Linked DNA regions of Homo sapiens: region 1 is linked to region 2. A link is a loop called in an ENCODE intact Hi-C map of the cell type or tissue named here. Cell type or tissue: PC-3. All regions are shown on one strand. Each heading gives the region's core, and the rest is flanking DNA. Links, peaks and the distances in the headings are about the cores only.

What was found. Hi-C counts contacts between places; a loop is a spot of excess contacts. Peaks named below come from ENCODE experiments on the same cell type or tissue, not always from the same donor. Only the 100,000 strongest peaks of a DNase experiment are listed, where the experiment ranks them.
Region 1: a loop joins it to region 2, with 17 times the contacts of the local background. A loop is called at or near these places in 1 of 110 quality-filtered maps.

What each region holds. Positions count from the first base shown.
Region 1 is chr19:32,871,532-32,883,474 of GRCh38, forward strand. CEP89 (centrosomal protein 89) reads right to left here. Exons shown (of 19, transcript NM_032816.5): 18 at 10,313-10,482; 19 at 4,394-7,847. The coding sequence ends at 7,631. Among named protein-coding and RNA genes, the nearest start is that of SLC7A9, 7.7 kb to the left of the region's middle. RefSeq lists an enhancer at 3,625-4,510. In PC-3, for the core only: a CTCF peak has its summit at 5,256; a DNase peak (open chromatin) is centred at 5,580; H3K27ac peaks cover 1,338 bases.
Region 2 is chr19:32,922,769-32,934,711 of GRCh38, forward strand. It overlaps CEP89 (centrosomal protein 89), which reads right to left. Exons shown (of 19, transcript NM_032816.5): 8 at 10,683-10,901; 9 at 8,661-8,803; 10 at 4,166-4,216; 11 at 3,422-3,505; 12 at 671-774. Among named protein-coding and RNA genes, the nearest start is that of CEP89, 43 kb to the right of the region's middle. In PC-3, for the core only: no CTCF peak of the experiment used is centred there; a DNase peak (open chromatin) is centred at 6,353; H3K27ac peaks cover 1,777 bases.

The DNA of each region.
Region 1 (11,943 bases), core at 3,702-7,701, 52 kb before region 2:
GGAAAATAATACGGATTTCATTTAAAAAGCAAAATTTTCCTCAGTTCTTGAAGACCATTGGTTCATTGTGTATCCAGTGCTTCTGCCATGTGACTGAAGTTTCACCTCCCTGCTGTCAATTTTTTTTTTTTTAGATGGAGCCTCACTCTGTCGCCCAGGCTGGAGTGCAGTGGCACGATCTCAGCTCACTGCAACCTCTGCCTCCTGGGTTCAAGTGATTCTCCTGTCTCAGCCTCCTGAGTAGCTGGGATTACAGGCATCCACCACCATGCCTGGCTAATTTTTGTATTTTTAGTAGAGATGGGGTTTCACCATGTTGGCCAGGTTGGTCTTGAACTCCTGACCTCAAGTGATCCACCTGCCTCGGCCTCCCAAAGCGCAAATCCTACTGTCATTTTTACCATTTTATTTATTTATTTTTGAGACTTGCTGTGTCACCCAGGCTGGAGTGCAGTGTCATGATCTCAGCTCACTGCAACCTCCGCCTCCCAGGTTCAAGCGATTCTCCTCCCTCAGCCTCCCGAGTAGCTGGTACTACATGTGTGACAATATACCCGGCTAATTTTTGTATTTTTAGTAGAGACAGGGTTTCATCATGTTGGCCAGGCTGATCTTGAACTCCTGACCTCAAGTAATCCACCCGCTTCAGCCTCCCAAAGTGCTGGGATTACAGGTGTGAGCCACCACACCCGCCCAACCACTCTATTTCTTAAGTTTCTGCTAAAGACTCTTGACCTTCATTTTCAACCCGTGCTTTTTCCCTTCCGATTGCAAAAATGCTTGCAGTGTGAAGATCTTCACACCATCTACATTTTATCTTATATTTGGTGCACATTTGATTTCAGTTGGGGAGGGTAAAATGCTTCTCTCCACCCTTTTGGGTTCTTTGGTTGGGCTTCGAATTGAGACTAATGGGAGGAAAACTGTTTTAATTATGTGTATATGCAACTGAGTCCCACAAAACAAGAGACTTGAAGAAGGGCCAGATGACTAAACCCTATATAGCATCCTGAGCTATATAAGGATTAGGGGCTTGGGGCTTCTGGGGCAGGTAGGGACTAGTAATGGGATGGTGAGGGGAGGAAATGCATGGCGAATAAAGGTCGTCTTGTTATGCAGATATAAGTCTCTCAGGTAATAAAAGTTGTCTCTTCCTGGTACAGATACTTGTACTAATGTAGATTTCCTTCATGACATACATTTCTTTTGCAAAGGGCAGCTTTTCAGAGCTACACCTGTTGTGTCTGCAGTTTCTCAGAATAACCAGCTCAAAATATTCCAAAGAAGTATAATTTGGGGTGATATATATCTAGTCTCCTACAGTCATATTTTGGGGGTGGTGTGTCCTGAGCCCCAACATTTCCTTCTCCTGTGATGGTTTGTGTCTGAGACAGGGTCTCTTGCTCCCATGCTAGAGTGCAATGGCGTGATCATGGCTCACTCCAGCCTTGACCTCTTGGGCTCAAGTGATCCTCCCATTTCAGCCTCTCAAAGTGCTGAGATTACAGGCGTAAGCCATTGCACCTGGCCTCCTGTGATGGTTTTAAAGACGTCTTTAATCCCATAGTGTCAGTCCATTTCTGCACAGCCTCTGGGCTGCCCAGCTGGGTGCCTTGTTCTCTAATTCACTGTCCTCGTGACAGAGGCAAGGTCTTGGGCAAACATTCAGGCAGAGGCTGAATCTTCCTTTACCGCTGAAAGCTTGTTCCAGACCTGCCTTCAAGTTTTCACCTTCTCCTATTCATTAAGTTCACTCGGTCTTGTATTCCTTCCCACTGCTGCTGACGGTAGCAGTTGGGGATTTGGAGGGGGACCCAAAAGACAGAAATAACTGGCATACTACCACAGATAGAAGAGTTGTTTGTTCCCTTACTACCTGAATTCCAACCAGAAGAACTTGTGATGAGTTAGCGATGTGCAAAGCCTTTCGATGTCAGGGACGTGCTGTCTAGCCATAAAACAATTAGCAAGGAAAGCATAAACATAATTTCAAAACTCTTATCTAGGAACAATCTATATATATCCAACAACTATTGGAATAGTACAATTCTGCCTTCGAACTTTGTCCATCATTTTTATGTGTTCCAAGTAATATGGTTTTGCATTAAATAACCTGCGTGGGGAAGACAGTTGCAGCATGCTGTCAAAACACGACTTCCCATCCTGCTCCCTTCCCCACCGACCTCGTCACGATTCATGGTCGCTGCCTCTTTTCTCAACCACGGTGGCCACACATGATGAAAGTTGTGATCGCTGCTGATTTTGGGGAAAGAGGGTTCTGTGTCATCAAACATCTTTAATAAAGAGTTACTATTTTGGGGGCCGGGTGCTGTGGCTGTGCGCCTGTAATCTCAGCACTTTGTGAGGCCGAGGCAGGGAGACTGTTTGAGGCCAGGAGTTTGAGACCAACCTGGGCAACATAGCGAGCGCCTGTCTTTACGAAAAGAATTTAAAAATATTATCCAGGCATGATGGTGTGCACCTATAGTCCCAGCTACTCTTGGGAGGCTGGGGCAGGAGGACTGCTTGAGTCCAGGAGTTCAAGGCTGCAGTGAGCTACGATCGTGCCACTGGACTCCAGTCTGGGTGACAGATGGAGACTCTAACATAGGAAGTTACCATTTTTTGTAATCTTGTTTCTGTCTGCCCAGCATCCACAACTTGGGGGGAACTGTCCCTTTCTGTGGGACACTGGTGGGCTACCAACCAAAAGACCTCACTTCTCTGGCCACACAGGAGGGCTCAGGATGTCAGGTCAGCCAAGAGGCCATTGTCTCCCAGGATTTGCTACCTGAGTGAAGCACAGGGTAGGCTGACGGTGTTCAACTACTGAGACCCTCACCCCAAGGCTATTCCAGCTTCTGTCCTTCTCAAAACATGGTGGAAGCCACAGAGTGTACATTTCCAAAATATTTCCTTCTTTCCCTTAACATTGGGCAGTATAGTTCTGTTGCTTGCAACCCAGCCCTGGTATGCTACATATACTACACACAGACCCTTCACTTTCAAAGAATTATTCTTTAATAAAATACTCAGGACCCTCCTGACCAGGTGAAATAGATGCTCCAGGCTCCTGATGACCCAAGGCAGCAATGCTGTCACCTCAGTGCACTCTCCCTGTCTCATCTATACCCTCTGTAGAGTGCTGACACACGGGTGGACTGTGGAACAAGGGGATGGCGGCCCAGAGCACCCAGCACAGACGCGGGGAGCCAGCCTGGGTCCTCAGTAGCAGGTGGCATGCCCAGTTCCAGGAAGCAGCCTCATGCGCTCCGTAGGTTTGAAGTCTCCATAGCCCAGCCTGGGTCCTCACTACCTCTGTCCTGTTGTTTGCAGACATTGGGCCTGCAAAGCAGCCCAGCGGGGCCCTGCAGGTGAATATCAACTACAAAAGCCGCCCTTCTTCTTTCTCTCCAAAACCCTCCTACCCAGTCCACCCCTAGTCAAAAATGAGGAAAAGAGCCGAGCCTGAGGCTGGGGATGGTGGCTCATGCCTGTAATCCCAGCACCTTGGGAGGCTGAGGTGGGCGGATCACTTGAGGTCAGGAGTTTGAGACTAGCCTGGCCAACGTGGCAAAACCCTGTCTCTACTAAAAATAAAAAAAATTAGATGGGCGTGGTGAGACACACCCTGTAATCCCAGCTATTCGGGGGGCTGAGGTGGGAGAATTGCTTGAACCTAGGAGGTGGAGGTTGCAGTGAGCCGAGATCGCACCACTGCACTCCAGCCTGGGTGACAGAGCGAGACTGTCTCAACTAAAAAAAAAAAAAAAGCCAAGCCTGGGAGGCTGGAAGGGCAGCAGGTTTCCTGCCCAGCTTTGGGGCCATGGACTCACACCTTGAGAAAACCAAGAGAGGCCTAACAAGCTGTACCCATCCCCTCTCCCACTCCTGGCTGCAGCCACTCCTTACCTGTGGACCCCTGCCCAGCTGTGACCCAGCAGAGAGGTGCCACAAACCTGGGCACACTGAGCCCTCCCCATGCCGCCCAGCCAAGTTTTGAGTGGATGATGTTTCCAGTCTTACTCAAGAATTCAGATGTCAGCCCAGCCCCATCCCAAGAGGCTCAGCCTCCTGCTGTGGGATCTGTATCCGGCTCAAGCCCTCCCTGCTGGAAGAGCTGCTTGGGCCCAGGGAGGGCTCTCCTGAGCCACCCACACTGGGGACTGTGCCTTTCATTCCCGCCAACGATACAGGTAGGGGAGGGGGTGAGGAGCCAGTGACAGCTGCGCTCGAGGCTAAATGCTAGGCCACCCTCGGCCTTAAATCTCTGTCCTCTCAACACAGTTATTGACAACACCACCAAGCATTGATGAGGATGCGGAGCAACCGGAACTTGCGCGGAGGTTGGTGGTGGGAAAGTAAAATGACACAAACACTCAGGAAGCAGGCCTGGGTGTTATTTCTTTTTTAATTGTCTATATAACAAAATCCACTGTTGTCACTGTTTTCCAGCATACAGTTCAGTGGCGTTAAGGGCATTCAGGACAGCTCTCATGACAGACTCACACCCACATGCACACCTGGTGCCCCAGCCTGCTTTGTCCACTGTCTCCATTTCCCCAGGGCTGCTTTTACTTTTTATTGTATTATTTTTGAGGCAGGGTCTCACCTGGTTGCCCAGGCTGGAGTGCAGTGGCATGATCATAGCTCACTGCAGCCTCAACCTCCCAGGCTCAAGTGATCCTCCCACCTCAGCCTCCTGAGTAGCTGAAACCATAGGCGCCATCACCATGCCCAGGGCTGCTTTTAAATAATGGCAAAGCCAGCAAGGCTCACTCGCGTGCCTGGGTCATGTTCTACAGCTGCTTGACCAGGAATCTTCCAATGCCGTATGAAACCTCACCAGGACCAAGAAAGAGAAGGGTTCCCTGCTCAGACCAGACACTTGCAGCATGGGGAAGGAGGAGCCCCTCCCAGCAGACCCAGTTCTCCTCTGTGCAGTCCGGCCTCATTTCCCACCCAAGCTCTGACCAAACCCCCTCCTGCTGCTCTGAGTGCCTGCTGTGCTCCTGGGGGCCCTCTCCACCCTTCTGTAGCTCCTGAAACCTTGTCCACTCTGCAAGGGCCGGGGCGTGCCAGTTCCTCCCAGAAGCACCCCAATGTTTCTGTCCTTTCCTGGAATCTCACAAGCACCCAGGTGCCTCTCTGCCTTGCCTGCCCCGCCCTCCTTGGCATCCTGGACTCGTGGCTTCTCTGCCCATTTCCTATGGCACCCAGCAGGAGGCTGGGCAGAAGATAGTGTCTGTGGGACACCTGCCCTTGCCCTGGTCACAGTGCCATCCAGGAGTCCCCATACTTGCAAAGTATGTTTGCACTGTGTGAAAAACTTAAAGCAGAAACATAAGAACAAAAGTGGACACTTCTCAAAAGAATAAAATGTTTGCATAAAAGGCAGAAAGACAGGGATGTCAACAGTGGTTCTCTAGGTCACGATGGCGGGAGCAGCATTCCTGCTGACAAGCACTCCTGCCCCGCGCAGCCACGCTGGGCTGCCGCCGCCTGTCAGCCTGTCTACAGGAGGCTGCAGAGCGGCCGTAAATGCCTTTGAAATAGCATCACAGTTATTTGTTAGGTCATCTCCTAGGGAGATGATACACAGTTTTCAATCCCAGTGAGTCTTTCTACCGCTTGTAAAATAAAATTAAATTACAATGATTCAACTGTTGAACAAGCTTATAGAGTCATAAAAGAACTATGATTTTCTATCTCACCCTTCCGTCTGGCAATCAAAGATCACACGTAGAACTTCTACACATGACCAAGGACCAGTACTGGGGCCTCCTTCCCACCTGAAACAAGGCAGGACTTCACTGCGAGGGGCTCTGAAAAGGAGATGCTGCAGGGTGCCACCCCTGAGTCCCACAGTTAGGGTCCTTTGTAGCCCAATGTCCCCAAGTCCCTCCAGCATGCCTGGGACTGAATGGTCCTGAGCGGCTGGGGTAATTTTCCTGAGGAGGTGGCACGTCATCTAACACACATGGGACAGAACCATGGCCCCCTGGTATGCTTCTTGGTGGTGGCAGTGGGGCAGGGACTCTATCTTAGCTCAAAGCCAGGGCTCTCATTACATGGGTGGGGAGCTGTGTGGCTCCAGAATCAATTACCTTCCCAGACCAGGCGCGGTGGCTCATACCTATAATCCCAACACTTTGGGAGGCCTAGGCAGGAGGATTGCTTGAAGCTAGACGTTTGAGACCAGCTTGGGCAACATAGCAAGACCCCATCTCTACCAAAAAAAAAATTTTTTTTTTTTGAGACAAAGTCTCGCTCTTGTTGCCCAGGCTGCCCAGGCTGGGGTATAATGGCGTGATCTTGGTTCACTGCAACCTCCGCCTTCCAGGTTCAAGCAATTCTCCTGCCTCAGCCTCCCAAGTAGCTGGGATTACAGGCACCCACCACCATGCCCAGCTAATTTTTGTATTTTTAGTAGAGATGGGGTTTCACCATGTTGGCCAGGCTGGTCTCGAACTCCTGGCCTCGGGTGATCCGCCTGCCTCGACCTCCCAAAGTGCTGGGATTACAGGAGTGAGCCACCATGGCTGGCCTACAAAAATTTTTTTTTTACAAAATTAGCCAGGCATGTTAGTGTATACCTGTCATCTCACCTACTCAGGAGGCTGGGATGGGAGGATCGCTTGAGCCTGGAGGTCAAGGCTGTGGTGATTGCACCACTGCATTCCAGCCTGGGTAACAGAGTGAGACCCTGTCTCAAAACAAACAAACAAAAGTAACAACTAAACAAAAGAGAATAAAGTACTTGCTCAGGAGGATAGAGAAGGGCTAGGGGAGAGGGCAGAAAAGGTTTGTACAACTTAGAGGGCATGAACAGCAGCAGCACCTTGTTTTTTTTGACCAAACAAGAAAAGGCCCCCAGAGCTCACGCACAGCTATCATCAGGGCCGGTGCCATGGCCTGGCTCCTCGGGTGACACTTCCCCATCTGACACATGGCACGAGGGCTCAGCTGCCCGCCCAACCCTTCCAGCACTTCCCAGCTGCAGATCTAGGAGCTGGAAGGCAGGCCTGCTCAGCAGGCCACCTACTCACCAGAGCAGTGGGTGTCATAGAACTCATCTCAGTGGCAATGTGGCCAGAGAACATGCCCTGGCTAAAACAGATTTCAGCAGCACGTTATTAAAATAAAGCACAATGGGCCAGGCGCAGTGGCTCACACGTGTCATTCCCGCACTTTGGGAGGCCAAGGCAGGAGGACAGATTGAGGCCAGGAGTTCAAGACCAGCCTGAGCAACATAGCAAGACCTCATCTCAACAAAAAAGAAAAAAATTAGCTGGGCCTGACAGTGCACACCTGAGGTCCCAGCTACTCAGGAGGCTGAAGCAGAAGGATCTCAAACATGTTTGAGGCTGCCGTGAGCTATGATTGCACCACTGTACTCCAGCATGGGCAACAGAGTGAGACCCTAGCTCTAAAAAAAAAAAAAAATTAAAAAATAAAGCAAAATGTTATCAATGGATTAAACTATGAGACCATTTATTTCTTCCCTGCCCTGCAGCGTTCAGTGGGCTTACGCACCTCCGGCTGCCACCATGGGCTGCCCTGCAGGGAAGGCCTGTGTGAGGCAGACCTTTCAGGCCAGAGGAGGCTACACCACGGGCTCCCGCAGATTCTAGCAGGTGGGGGCATGAGACTTCAGGTCATAGGAGCAGACATCGCAGCCGTCCAGCAGGTCTGCCTGAGAGACGCCATTGAGGCTGGGGGCAACCAGAGCTCTGGGGTTGTCCTGCACGCCTGTCCTCGTGAGTGTGTCCTGGAGAAGTTCTCGGATTCTTCGGTTTTCCCTGAAGGTAGATTCCCAAATAACTTCAAGTTCACCTTCCATTTCTCTGAGGGAAATAAGTTTAAAATGGCACAATTTTAAAAATAATATAGAGCCCATATGAATCCCAAAGTAGCAAGAACTCAAAACAGAAGAACGCTATCAGCAGGGAACAGAGCCCTCGGTGCCTGGGTTCTGAAGCAAGCGCTCAGTGTGGAATGAAGCAGCTGGTGCCCTGGGAATGGGGAGCAGCAGGACAGCCCAGGCTGGGGCTCAGTGTGGAATGAAGCGGCCAGTGCCCTGGGAATGGGGAGCAGCAGGACGGCACAGGCATTTCTCTTCCCTCTATGTTCTGCCCTTGACTTTGGCGCCAGTGCAATCCCTGTTTTCTCTCAAGAATGAACTTGGGCGTGTCGAATAAGGAACTGCAGGAACTGCAGGGCTGGCCTTGGCCAGCCAGACGCTCTAGCACGATGGCCTGGCCACAGGCACCCACACAGCCCCTCCTGTGTCCCGTCTGCTTGTCCACTGTGACCTGGCCAGCACTCAGTGACCTTCCACAGGTCTTCCGCTCCATACAGCCCAGAGCTAAGAGCGAGTCAGGGGGTGAGGTGGGGGACCTGAGGAGATAAGACTCATTGCCAAGATGGAGAAGATTGGCCTGGCCCATGTGCCGGGATGGGGAGGCCCTGAGGGGCCGAGGCATGTGAGGTTGGAAAGAGCCACAGGGCAGCGTTTCCAGAACCAGGATGCAGTGCCCTGTGGTGTGCTGGGGAGACAGGACAGATGAAGGTGGCCACATCCTCACAGGGCCACAGTCCACTGGGAATAGACCAGGACACGAGCCACACCTCACAAGGTGCTTAGCCCCATCGGGGAGCATGGCCAGGCTGGAGAGGCCAGCTCCTTCCCGGACACTGCCAGATGGTTCTGGAAAATGTTGGAAACTGGATTTGCAGGTGGACTTCGCACCACGGTTTAAAGAGCAGGACACTGAAGTTCAGGGAGGCCAGTGATGTGCCCACTTGGCCAGAGTCACTTTTCTTGTGAACGTTCCTTCCTTCCAAGGCCCCTGATGCCCACTGTGTGGTAAGAACAACTTAATTAAACTATGTCTAAAAAAGCCCCAGCCTGGGCAACATGTGAGACCTCATCTCTACAAAAAACTTAAAAATTAGCTGGGCCCACGTGGTGGCATGCACCTGTATTTCCAGCTACTCGGGAGGCTGAGGCAGAAGGATGACTTGAGCCCAGAAATTTGAGGCTGCAGTGAGCTGAGATTGTGCCACTGTACTTTAGCCCAGGCAACAGAGCAAGACCTTGTATTTAAAAAAAAAAAAAAAAAAAAAATTCCCCAGACTTTGGTTTTCTGAAGATATTTGGTAAATTATAGCAATCATGTTTAAATGTATGGCTGAACTCGAAAGAACAGGCAGTCTCTAAGGGCAGAAAAAATGAAGCCTAAACTGAAACCAAAGAGGCAGACAAAGTATCAGTTGCTTTGAGGACAAAAGTCAATGCCAAACCCTGGATGTTTGTAGACTGAGAGATCGTGCAGATCAAGAGTGACAGAAAATCTCAGGACCCACTCTTGTCCAAGTTTCTCTTCCTACTAGAGGCACTGTGAAGGTAGGTAAGTGGAGGATGTGAAGGACCCTCAAAGAAAGGAGGGGTGGGTGGGAGACCTGCAGATCTTCAAAGGAAACCTGTTCTGAAAGGCCAGGCATCACCTGGGGACTAGAGCCACCGGCCTGCTCTCAAATGGATCTGGAGTGAGTCTACACTGTTCCCCATGAGTGGGGATCCCCAGGCCCTGACTGCAGTGAATGAAGAGTTTAAAAAAGTTGGGCACAGTGGCTCATGCTTGTAATCCCTGCTACTTGGGAAGCTAAGGCAGGAGGATGGCTTGAGCCCAGGAGTTTGAGGCTGCAGTAAGCTATGATCACACCACTGCACTCCAGCCTGGGCAACAGAGCCAGACCCTGTCTATAAGTAGTAATAATAATAATAATAATAGAAATAACAGAAATAAAATACCTAATCAAAAATTAATAAAATCTCTCAAGAAAATGAAACAAAACTGGCTCATGCCTATAATCCCAGCTATACTCAGGAGGCTGAGGTGGGAGAACCGCTTGAATCCGGGAGGCGGAGGTTGCAGTGAGCCGAGATCGTGCCACTGCACTCCAGCCTGGGAGACAGAGTGAGATGCTGTCTCAAAAAATAAAATAAAAAGAAAATGAGACAAAATAAAAATATCAGTGAGATGGAAGGCAGCAGAAAAAAAGAGAAAGGCAATTAGAGGTGTGCATTGATTCCGGAAGTCCAGTTCAAACAAGAGGAATTTTTAAAAGAATAAAGAAGATGAGGAGCAAATAAAACTTGAGACCAATATTACATTCAGATCAGAGTAAAATGTAGAAACAAAATTAAACAATGGAACAAATAAAACAGGCCCAGAGGGTTTTAGCAGAACCCTCAATCAGACATTCAGACATCTCTGCGGGCCATGGCGCAGGGCGCATGCCCCACCTGTTCTGCTGCAGCGCCTGGTCCAGCACCTCCTGCTTGTCCTTCAGCACCTGGTGCAGGTGCCGCATCTCCTGCCGGTACTGGGCTGTCTTGCCGGCGAAGTCCTCCTGCTGCTCCAGCAGACGGTGACTGATGTCCCCCAGCTTCAGTGCTGCCTGCTTCTTGTAGCCCTGGTCGGGGGAAGGACTCTGTGAATGAGGGGACGCTGCCAGGCCAGGGTGGACAGTGCCTCCTGGCTGTGCTCCCTACCCACTCCTTGTGTGTCAGAGCCTTTAAAATCTAGCAACCCCGGATAAGTTTGGTCTGGGATTGCAAGTCTGGATCATAAAAGTCATAAAAAGTGACAAAAGAATTTCAGGTACAATAAAACCAAATTTTAATGTATATAAAGCCTAGTTCTTTATATGCTATAAATAAATGAAAACATAAAATATCACCATTGGAAACAGCAGTTCATGCTTCTAATTTCAGCACTATTACAGGCTGAGGCAGGCGGATCACTTGAGGTCAGGAGTTCAAGACCAGCCTGGCCAACATGGTGAAACCCTGTCTCTATTAAAAATACAAAAATTAGCCAGGCGTTGTAGTGCATGCCTGTAGTCCCAGCTACTTGTGAGGCAGAGGTGGGAGGATAACTTGAACCTAGGAGGCGGAGGCTGCAGTGAGTGTGATCACGCCACTGCACTCTAGCCTGGGTGACACAGTGAGACCCTGTCTCAAAAAAAAAAAAAAAAAATTACCATCACAGAACAAACTGGATGTTCTTGCAAATTAATCTACAACTGTATTTTTTCCAGGACAACTCTTATCCCTGCATCAACTGGTAACCTAAGAACTAATGCTGCCACTGGTCAGCACTGTTTCACCTTGACAAGACAGCCTCATTGAAGAATCCAACAAGGGCTGTCACTCTCTGTCACCAAACAGACAGCTGAGATGAAAGCCCGCTATTTACTTTCCTTCTTTCGTTTTTACTGTATAGTACTGAAGGTTCTGAATTTTCCTGTGAGCATTTTTTTTCTTTTTTTTTGAGACGGCAGAGTCTTGCTCTGTGGCCCAGGCTGGAGTGCAGTGGCGCAATATCAGCTCACTGCAAGCTCCGCCTCCCGGGTTCACATCATTCTCCTGCCTCAGCCTCCTCAGTAGCTGGGATTACAGGTGCCCACCACCACACCTGGTTAATTTTTTTGTATTTTTTTTAATAGAGATGGGGTTTCACCATGTTAGCCAGGATGGTCTCAATCTCCTGACCTCGCGATCCGCCTGCCTCGGCCTCCCAAAGTGCTGGGATTACAGGCGTGAGACACCGCGCCCGGCCGAGCATTTCTAAAATTATTGTCACAGAGAGTCTGACATGTAGTCCCACAGACTCATTTTTTTATAAGAAGCTCTGACACTCAGTTTATACATTCTCTCTGACCCAAGAATTGTTTAGTGCACAGTTTTTACACTTCCAAGTGAAATAACTTTTTGTTTTTTGATTTTGCTTATTAATTTCTGTTTTTAATATTTGTGACCAACAAATGCTGGCCGGGTGCGGTGGCTCACGCCTGTAATCCCAGCACTTTGGAAAGTTGAGGCGGGCAGATCACCTGAGTTCAGGAGTTCGAGACCAGCCTGGTCAGGAGTTC
Region 2 (11,943 bases), core at 4,789-8,788:
ATCCAGGAAGCAGAGGTTGCAGTGAGCCGAGATCACACCGTTGCACTCCAGCCTGGCCAACACAGCAAGACTCTGTCTCAAAAAAAAAAAAAGAAAAGAAACAGAGACAAGGGAGCAATAATGGCCTCTCCTGAAGGCAGTGCTATAGACAAGTGCCATTACAGTAGGACCCTAGAGGATGAGGAGTGCAGAAGGGGCTTTCGGAGGAAGGACAGATTGGAAGTGGGGCAACCTCAGTTGTCAGGGAATCTGCCAGGGCAGGCGGATGGAAGCTGGTCGTGCAAGCCTCATGAGCTTTCTGTTTTGGGAGGCCATTTTGAGCTTTCTGTTCTGAAACCCTGGGAGCCATCGCTGGGGCCTAAGAAGGGACGAGACTCTCCAGGTCTGAGATGGAAAAATCACCCTAGAAAAATACCAACTCAGAAAATAAAAAGCAGAAAGCAACTGTATTTCAGGTTTGAGAACCTACTTAGAATTTTAAAAGTCATCTTGAAAATGTAAGTTTAGAATAATTTATTAGGGTTTTATTGTACCTTATTAATTTCTTAGAAACTCTCCCGTAAAATATTTTAGTTAAGAATGTAATTATGTATTTGATAATTTTATAACATATTTTCCTGTTACCATTTGTTTTAAATTAGCAAAAGAGCAGAAACACAATGCCACTTGCCATTCCTCACTGGTAACAGCACTACTCTTATTTAACTCTTGGTGCAATTCTTCATTTTCTTTCACCACTTCTTGGACTCGCATCCTAAACATTCTCATTTCCTCCTGAAATAAAATGTACGTAAATTATAACACACACATACCCACGCATCTATATTTCTCAGTTCTGGTGCTGCTGCTGTGGCTAAAATCAAATGGTAACAGCCATTTAGCAAGGTCTCACAACAGGCCAGCCTTCAACTCTCGGTACCAGCACCAGTGGTGCCTGCTCTCAGGGAGCTTACGGTCTAGTGAGAAAGCACTAGGACCAAATGCAAGGCCAAGTACAAGAGGCAAAGAACCTGGGCTTTCGAGTATTAGATTCCTAATTTGCTAACATTGTTCTATAACTGCCGAATACTGATAGAAAAGGCAGAGATGCCCATCAACGCTGACATTTTTCCTTTGTTTGAAGATGCAGGAGAATAAATTGGAGGTTTTTAATATAAAAAATAAGACTTTTCATCCTTAATTAAAGCTAGATTTGGTGGGGAAGGGGTTAGTTAGTGTGGGAGTTGGAGGAAGCTCTTTTTTTTTTTTTTTTTTTGAGACAGGGTCTCGCTCTGTCACCCAGGCTAGAGTACAGTACTGCAATCACAGCTCACTGCAGCCTCAACCTCCTAGGCTCAAGCGATCCTCCCACCTCAGCTTCCCAAGTACCTGTACTACTATGCCTGGCTAATTTTTGTATTTTGTGTATAGACGAGGTTTCGCCATGTTACTCAAGGCTGCTCTTGAACTCCTAGGCTCAAGGAATCTTCCTGCCTCAGACTCCCAAAATGCTGGGATTACAGTCATGAGTCACCACATCCAGCCAAGGCTCTTAGTTTTGTCCATGACAACCATGAGAAAGTGTCTTACTAGCGTCATCAGTCTGCAGAGCTTCACTGGCCATTAGCCACAACACGAGGTCTGTCGCTGGGCCGGTTTTGATGCCTAACAGTCTATGTCTGTTTCAGCTCCCAACAGTCTGTGTGTGTGACACTTCAGCTGAGCCTCCTCCATCAGGGCTTTTCCAGCTTCCGTGTCCTGCGCTGTCCTTTGGTGAGAATCTGAGGTGCCAATATTTACTCTGGTGTGCCTGTAAAATATTCTACTCCCAGCTGTCAGGTGTTTATGCCTACACCCTTTTAACTTAAAGCAGCACTGCCAAGTAACTTCTCCTCTCATCTCTCCACCCAGACACACTCACTCACTGCTGGCAGTCCATGTGACTCTTTTTTGGAACAGGGGTCAGGCAAACTAAAGTGTGCAAACCAGCTGCCTGTTTTTATAAATAAAGTTTTATTTATTTATAAATAAAATAATGGGCCTCGCCCATTATTTACATGTTATCCTCATCTGCTTTCATGTTGCAACAGCAGGGCTGAGCAGGTGCAAACAGAAACTGCATGGCCTCCAAAGCCTAAAGTGCTTATTAACTGGCCCTTGACAGAAAGTCTGTGCTGACCCTGACTTAGAAGGAGCACCAAAAAAATAATATTATTAGCTATTAGGATTGTTATATATTCAATTAGTACAAGATTCATTCATGCTCTTAGAAAATTAAGCATCCAACACTCAGTCTAAATGAAAAGGATTAAAATTCCTTTCCATGGGACATGGACACGGGACAGCATCACTGATTAGGAACAAGCTGGGAGCCTCTTAAAGGACCCTCCCAGCTCAGGATCCCAGAACAACCAACATTTCTTTCGCTGGATCCTTCCAATTTCAGGGATCTATATGGACACTTAAATGAGGAACCCAGAGGAATGCAGGAGGCACAGGAGGCATCTACAACACCTACACAGGCTTGGCCTCCTGAAGTTAGAACGAGCTCCGCTGCGCGAAGTCATTCCCACAAAACGGCGGTGGACAAGGCAGAAATGGATAAAAACCTCACTTCTCCATTTCCAACAGCTCAGCAATCAGACTTCCCTGGGGTCAGCTCATCCTAGAATTAAGAAGCATCTAAGTTTGCCCAAAACATCTCCAGCCTTTCCTTCCCATGTCTGCCCAAATAGCCCTTTTTTTTTTTTTTTTTTTTTCGAGACGGAGTCTGGCCCCATCGCCAGGCTGGAGTGCAGTGATGCAATCTCGGCTCACTGCAACGTCCAGCTCCCTGGTTCAAGCTATTCTCCTGCCTCAGCCTCCTGAGTAGCTGGAATTACAGGTACGTGCCACCACACCAGCTAATTTTTGTATTTTTAGTAGAGACGGGGTTTCACCATGTTGACCAGGCTGGTCTTGAACTCCTGACCTCATGTGATCCACCCACCTCGGCCTCCCAAAGTGCTGAGATTACAGGCGTGAGCCACCGCGCCCAGCCCAAATGTCCCTTCTAATGGTGGTATTTGCAGCTGCACAGTAACAGGAAAGAAGCACTTCCCCCCTGCTGTCTTCCCTGCACCCCAAGATCTCAGCCCATATGGGCTGGCTGTCCAGAAAGCCATGGCTTCTCATGCAGCACTGCTCTGACCCTCCATACCTCTCCCCTCGCTCCCTATCCACCCCTCCTGCTCTGCCAATCACTCCCTTACTTCCTCCCCTCTTCCTTCTTTCCCTGCCTCCCACCCTGCCACACTCCTTCCTTCCTCCTTTCTGTCCTCTAATAAACATTTGGTTATCTATAATATGCTGGGTATACCTACATTCAAAATGTTTTTATAAAATTTGAAGCGGTCCTATATTTTTATAAATCTTGTGTCTTCTGGGACATTTGCCAGCCTACCTTGAGGGTGGCATTGAGCTCGTCCTTCTCTTTCATCATATCTTCATAAGCCAGCAACAATGGTGACAGGTACTTTATATCCAACTGAAGATAGAGAGTAAAGGAAGGTTAATATATTTCTTACATCTAAACACAACCAGAAAATTTTTAAATGGCAAGAAGTTATACTTTTTTGAAATGGTTTCTTTGGTTGCAGTTGTTATTGTTTTTTAACGACTCTCCCAGCTCAGGATCCCAGAACAACCAACATTTCTCTCCTTGGATCCTTCCAATTTCAGGGATCTATATGGCCACTTAAATGAGGAACCCAGAGGCATGCAGGAGGCACAGGAGGCATCTACAACACCCGCACAGGCTTGACCTCCTGCGGTCAGAATGAGCTCCGTTGCCCGAAGCCATTCCCACTCTGCCGCCCAGGCTCGCGTGCAGTGGCACGATCTCAGCTCACTGCAACCTAAACCTCCCGGGTTCAAGCGATTCTCCTGCCTCAGCCTCCCAAGTAGCTGGGACTATAGGCATGCACCATCACGCCCAGCTAATTTTTGTATTTTTAGTAGAGACAGGGTTTCACCATGTTGGCCAGGCTGGTCTTGAACCCTTGACCTCAACTGATCCACCCGCCTCAGCCTTCCAAAGTGCTGGGATTACAGACATGAGCCACCGCGCCTGGCCTGAAATGGTTTTTAATAGCTATGCAAATATACCCTGAAAATATGGGCCTGAAATTAAATAACTTTCACTTACCAACCAGGGTGGTATAGGGCCCTTGGATGGGAGGCCTTCAATATTTAAGCTCTAAGAACAAAACATGTATTGAAGACAAGTTAAACCACACTTCCTCTGAATTTTCAAGTCTTAGATATTCTTAATCTAGACTGGGCATTGCCCATCTATGCATTTATCTGTCTATCCATCTGCCTACCCACCCACCTACCCACCTACCCATCCATCCATCCATCCATCCATCCATCCATCTATCCATCCATCCATCCATCCATCCACTTTCCCATACACCTACCCATCTATCTATCTATATGTATATATGTATATATGAGAGAAATATTTTTTCTGAAATGTTTTAGAGTAATTTGCAGATATAATGCCCCTTTTCCTCTAAATACTTGTATTTCCTAAAAACAAAAACATTCATTTACTTAACCACAGTACTGTCATGAAAATCAGGAAATCAACACAGATAACAATACTATTTTCATATATATATATATATTACTGCTCCTTGCAGAGCAGGGGTACCCCATAGGCAGTGTGCCTAGAGTAGCCTATAATACTATTTTTTAACCTAACCTAACCTATATGTTATCTTCAAATTTCATCTATTTTCCCACTAATGTTCTTTTCTAATCAAGGATCCAATTCAGGGTCACATGTTGCATTTAGCTGTCAAGTCTTTTATGTCCTTTTTTTTTCCTTCTGAGACAGGGTCTCATTCCATCACCCGGGCTGGAGTGCAGTGGTGAGATCATGGCTCACTGCAACTTCTGCCTTCTGGGCTCAAGCAATCCTCTCACCTCAGCCTCCTGAGCAGCTCAGACTACAAGTGCATGCCACCACACCTGGCTAATTTTTGTATTTTTTGTAGAAATGGGGTTTCACCATGTTGCCCAGGCTGGTCTTGAACTCCTGGCCTGAAGTGATCCTCCTGCCTCAGCTTCACACAGTGCTGGGATTGCAAGTGTGAGCCAGCACACTTGGCTTTTTTTTTTTTTTTCTTTTTTTTTTTTTTTTGAGACAGTCTCGCTCTGTCGCACAGGCTGGAGTACAGTGGTATGATCTCGGCTCACTGTAACATCTGCCTCCCAGGTTCAAGCAATTCTCATGCCTCAGCCTCCCGAGTAGCTGGGACTACAGGTGTGTGCCACCACACCTGGTTAATTTTTGTATTTTTAGTAGAGGCGAGGTTTCACCATATTGGCCAGGCTGGTCTCGAACTCCTGACCTCAAGTGATCTGCCCACCTCAGCCTCCCAAAGTGCTGGGATTATAGGTGTGAGTCACTGCACCTGGCCTCCAGCCCTTTTTAGTCTTTTAAAATCTAGAACATATCTAGTGACTGTTTTCACTGGATATGGAACTTTTTAATGTCACATTGTTGAGTGTCTGGATTTTGTTATCTTCCTTTAAAGAGTACTGGTTTCTTTTCCTTCCGCCCTTCCTTCCTCCCTCCTCTCTCTCTCTCTCTTTTTCTTTCAACTCCTAAGTTGCTTGTGGATCACCTTCATGCTTCTGAGGCTTGTTTTTTCACCCTGGTCATGGTAGGTCTGTAGTAACCTTTCCTAAAAAGCTCTTTTAGCCATACATCTCAGGCACGGCCCTCCTGGGCTCTTGACTCAATGCAAGGTCTCTCCATTGTGGCTGGGCAGAACTCGAAGGTTCCCGGTGCTGTGTGAGCTCTGGGAACCATGCAGCTCACAGCTCCCTGTTCTTATTTTCTGCCCAGTATCTTGCAGTCTCATCCTACACATGTGCAGGGTGGTATTCCACAAGACTCCAAGGAGCCCCATGCAGATTTATATAAGTAGCTCTTTCTCTCCAGGACTCCATTCTTTCTGGTATTCTTGCCCTACGAATTCTAGTCTCCTCAGCTTCCCCAGACTCTCATCTCTGTTGAACTCAGGGAAGGGCTCAGCTCAGGCCCTTCCTCCCTGCTCTGTGATCTGAGACTGCCTCCAGACAGAAAGCAGATCACAGGCTCATCTATTTATCCTGCTACTCTTGAGGGTCATAGGCTGGTGCTGCCTGCTGTTCGACATCTGTAAACATTTGCATTACATATTCTGTCTGGTTTTCTATTTGTTTAGATTAGGAGGGAAAATCTAGTACAGAATCAATGGCCTAGACAAAATAATTATTTATTTCACAAAAGCTTTACAATGTGAACACCTTAATATCTATGTAATTACTCACTCACTCTGCAAACATTGGCAACTCACTAAGTCATTATGGACACTGCAACGCAACCCTTGTTTTCAAGGATTCTATGACCTAGTAACAGAAATAAAATCCACTAACACAAATGTACGTGATATACAAAAACAGTATAGGGTAGAATGCTATAAGTGCCTTAAGAGTGATTACAAACAAAAGTCTGCAATGGTTTAAAAGAGAGAGAGGGCCGGGCATGGTGGTTCATGCCTGTAATCCCAGCACTTTGGGAGGCTGAGGAGGGTGGATCATTTGAGGTGAGGAGTTTGAGACCAACCTGGCCAACATGGTGAAACCCTATCTCTACTAAAAATACAAAAATTAGCTGGGCGCAGTGGAACACGCCTGGAATCCCAGCCACTCAGGAGGCTGAGAAACAAGAATCACTTGAACCCGGGAGGTAGAGATTGCAGTGAGCTGAGATTGTGCATGCTGCACTCCAGCCTGGGCGACATAGAGAGACTGTGTCTAAAAAAAAAAAAAGAGAGAGAGAGATCAATCACTTCTGGCTGGGGTGATCAGGGAAGACTGTCTTGGAGAACATGGCATTTGCACAGGGCAGAAGACAACATGGGAGAAGGCTGTCCCTGGGCCTGTCTGCCCGCCCCATGGTCCTGCAGAAGGCCCTGACCTAGCAAGCAGGTTTTGAATTATAGGACCCTAAGAACTTTATTTGTTTTTGTTTAAAAGTTAGTATTATGTTAAGTGAAAGAAGTCAGTCACACAAAGTCATGTCTTGTATGATTTCATTTCTATGAAATGTTCAGAACAGACAAGTTCATAGAGACAGAAAATAGATTAGTGGTTACCAGGGGCTGAGCTGGAGGAATTGGGCAGCAGGGGAACATAGGGAGTGATTCCCAACAGGTATGACACTTCCTTTTTTTTCCTTTTTTTTTTTTTTTTTTGAGACAGAGTCTCACTCTCTCTGTCACCCAGGCTGGAGTGCAGTGGCATGATCTTGGCTCACTGCAACCTCTGCCTCCCAGGTTCAAGCGATTCTCCTGCCTCAGCCTCCCAGGTAGCTGGGATTACAGGTGCGCACGACCATGCCTGGCTAATTTTTTTGTATTTTTAGCATAGATGGGAATTCACCATGTTGGTCAGGCTGGTCTCAAACGCCTGACTTCAACTGATCCGCCCACCTCAGCCTCCCAAAGTGCTGGGATTACAGGTGTGAGCCACCATGCCCAGCCAACATTTCTTGATTTAACAAAAGTGCTCTAAAATTGACTGTGGTGATGGTTGCATAATTCTGTGACTACAATAAAAACCACTAAATGGTACACTTTTAAAATGGGTATAAATTGGATGGTATGTGAATTATATTTCAAAGCTGTTATTAAAAAAAAAAAGTGAAACGTAAGCCCTCCTTCAAAAAGCAACTCAGAAGCCCATGAGGCCTGAACTCCCAGGAGCCATGGGAGAACACCGTGTGCCTTCCCGCCTTCTACCCCAGCAAGAGCCCAGCCAGCGGTGCCTCCCTCTCCTGTGTCCACAGTGTCACTCACATCTTCACAGCCCCAAGTTCTGTAAGAGTAAGGACCTGAGCATCGGTTCATCTGGCACTCCTCCCGGCATCTCATGCAGTGACCTGCTCAGTGAGAGTGTGTGGAGTTGGACTCTGCAACTGTTCTTAGAACTGAAAACTCTGCTTTCCTTTCGAAGTTAATGCACTGACAACAGCTGCAACTTTCAGGAACGTGACTGAGAAGGGAGCAGCCGACATACACTTTCATTCTTTTACTTTTGTTATTTTTTTTTTAATTTTTGAGACAGGGTCTTGCTCTGTCACCCAGGCTGGAGTGTAGTGGCGCAATCTCAGCTCACCACACCCTTGACCTCCCATGCTCAAGAGATCCTCTTGCCTCAGCCTCCTGAGTAGCTGGGGCTACAGGCATGCGCCACCATGCTCAGCTAATTTTTTTAAATTTTTTATTTGTAGAGACTGTCTCGCCATGTCCCCCAGGATGGTCTCAAACTCCAGAGCTCAAGCAATTCTCCCGCCTCAGCCTCTGAAAGTGCTGGGATTATAGGCACAAGCCACCTCATCCGGCCTCTTTTACTTTGTACACTTCTGTATTGTCCCAATGTTTTACAGTCTTTATTGCCTTTATTACGGGGAAGAAGGAAGGGAAGGAGGCAAGAAACAGAATGGTCCTTAGAAACATTGTGCCTTGGACAGAGCTTTTCTTACATCAAATTATAATAAATAAGAACCTCTCAAGATTGGAAATCAATTCAACAGTAAAGGCTTAAAAATCTGAAAAGCTGATTTTCACAATCGGAAACGTTACCTCTTCCTTGGACAAATGCCTGAATTTTGTCTGATATCGACTGAGTTCTACATTCAAACGATGGACAGTCATTTTCAATCCATCATTTTCATCCACCAGTTCTTGAGCTTGTTTTCGCAGATAAAGTAATTCAGGTGCAGCAACTAGGGAAAAAAATTTAATATTATACTATAAGAAATAACATCCAATTTATCCAGATTTTATTAAATTGCAAATCGTTTGCTTTTCTCCCCTCTTTCACGCTCAGAGGCAATGAACTGTGTGTGCGTGTGTGTCTGTGTGTGTATGTGTGTCTGTGTGTGTGAATGAATAAAAGTTACAACGTTTTTTAACACTGAATAGTTAACGTTATATTGAAAGTTTGTGGAAGTTTTTGCATGTACAATAAAGTAAAATAAAAATTTCAAGTTGGAAAGGAATAGTCATTGTTTCAGATGACATAAGAATATGTGCTTTGAAAAATCATACAGAGGCCGGGTGCGGTGGCTCACGCCTGTAATCCCAGCACTTTGGGAGGCCGAGGCGGGTGGATCACGAGGTGAGGAGATCGAGACCATCCTGGCTAACACGGTGAAACCCCGTCTCTACTAAATATACAAAAAATTAGCCGGGCGTAATGGCGGGCGCCTATATTCCCAGCTACTTGGGAGGCTGAGGCAGGAGAATGGCGTGAACCCAGGGGGTGGAGCTCGCAGTGAGCCGAAATCACGCCACTGCACTCCAGCCTGGGCAACAGAGGGAGACTCCATCTCACAAAAAAAAAAAAAGAAAGAGAAAAATCATATAGAATACATGGAAAATGTATTAGAGCTAATAACCTTCCCACATAATAGCAATGTCCTATTAGAAAACAAAACAGAAAATAGATCCCACAAGGTAACAGCACAAATAATATATAGTATCTAAAAATAAATGTGCCTAAGATAAGAATTATGCAGGGTCTATGTGAAAAAAACTGACACCACCTTACTTAAAGCTATATTAGTTTTATATAAATAGAAAAAGGTATAGAGAAAATATTGGTGAATATTTATATAACCTTAGAGTTAAAAATGACTTAATACCAAGAGTGTAAGTCATAAAAGAAAAACATTTTATTGATTTAGCCCAATTATCAACAAACTAAGAAAATATTACACCTATGACAAAGGGATAAAATCTTTCATATGTAAGGAGTTCCTGCAAATCAATAAAAAGAAGTCAAGTGTCTCATTGTAAAGTGGGCAACTTGGCCATGATAGTGGCTCATATCTAAAATCCCAGTGCTTTAAGTGGCCAAGGAGGAAAAATCCTTGAGGCCAGGAGTTTGAGACCAGCCTGGGCAACACAATGAGGCCTCACTGCTATAAAAAAAATTAAAAAAAAAAAAAACTTAGCCAGGCATGATGGCGTTTGCCTTTAGTCCCAGCTACTCAGGAGGCTGAGGTGGAAGGATCACTTGAGCCCAGGAGTTCAAGGTTATAGTGAGCTCTGACCACCCCACTGTAGTCCAACCTAGGTGACAAGAGTGGGATGCTGTCTCTAAAAAATAAATAAATAAAGTGGGCAGCTTTATGAAAGAAAAAGAAAATGACTTGCAAAGATATGAAAAAATATTCAAGTTCAATAATAACAGAAATACAAATTAAAATACTATTTCTTTTTTTAACCTATAAAAGTAGCAAGGAAAATATAATCATTGGTAAGTCTACGGTAAAGGAGGAGCTTTTTTATGCTTCTCTTAGGGATAAAAACTGAAGTGAAATATATGTAAGCTAAGCATCAAGTTCCAAAAGAAGTATTGGAATCTCTGTTTTGTTTTTGTAAATTCAGCTTCTTTCCAACCTGAGGAATTTCTTTAGTGTAATAATGATATAGCAGATGAAATCAAATCTCAACAAACATAAGGATATTAACAAAAAAACCTGAAATATTACAACATAAATTACCAACACAAATATCACAACATAAAATATTAACTCTCAAAATAATTGAGTGAAGTCCTGCTCATTCCTCTAATAAAGGCACTCTGTCTGTCCCCACCTTCCTGTGACGACGCCTTCTCAGCCTCTTTGAGCTTTCTCTTCTCTTTTTCCATTCCCTTAAGTTTTAACTGTAGTTCTTTCATTGCTTGTTTCATTGTGTTTAGTTCAAGGGTAAGGCTTTGATTCATATTGTTTAGGTCCATATTTTCTTCTTTTAATGCCTCAAACTTTTCTCTGGTTATTTCTGTATATCTTTGACGTGCTCTACCAGTTATATCTGAAAGGGTTCAGGGGAAAATTTTACAATGTTAATTGATGTTGACAATGTTACATCAAAATCAACTGACTTTGTTCCAAAAACCACATCAGGCCTGGTGCCATGTTCTTTGGTCCCTGGGAAGGGAATGGCTTCTACAGGAAACAGTAAGTGGCCTGATGAAGTCACAGCGGGTGGCAGGAAGAGAGGTACTGAGGGGAGGCCAGAAAGGGAGGCCAGAGCTGCAGGAGGCCGTGCCTATTGTGATGTGGCATGGAAAGTTCATCTTGCAGGGCAGCAGGAGCCAGCAGGGCTTTCAAGCAAAGGTGTGAGAAGGAAGAGGCTCTGCTCTTGGGTGAATCCCTCAGGCCAGCAGGGAAGAAGGCAGGTTAGAATGAGGCCTAGCCCAACAGCTGAGGGGCAGCACTAGAGTGGGGACACAGAGAAAAGGACACATGAGAGCAGGACTCAGGGGCTGGTGGCTGGCTGGGTGCGGGCAGTGAGAGAGAAGCAGACCCAGGATGACCACCCAGGTCTGTGTCTGGCAGATGCTCCCCCAGATGAGGAGCACACTGTGAAGAGCAGGTGGGGATGGAAGATGAGGAGAGGCAGGCTTGGGTTGGTACAGAGGCCCAGAGTCCCAGGGCAGCCTCTGCTGGGGAGACTGACGAGCCACTGGCCTGTGGGCAGCACCTGAAGGCACCAGGGTGAGGAGAAAACCGAGGTCACATAGGACCTTAAGAAGGAAGAGCAAGAAAGTGGGGTGGAAACCAGCGCTGTTCCACGGGGAGATGTGCTCCGAAAGGTCACAGGAGGTGAGGCTCCCATGGGCCCTGGCCAGCGCACCTCCCAGGGGAGGGAGAGGCGGAAGCAGAGCTTCCACACAGACGAGGGCAGGATGGCTGGTGGCTCCAGAGAGCCTGGCCCAACCTCTGACACACACATATCCAATCCCTAACATGCAAAAGGTGAGGCTCAGAAATGGGAAACTCCACAGCTACATAGAAACAAGGGAACCCTGAGAAATCCCAGAGATAAAACAGTTGAGATGAGAATGAAGATG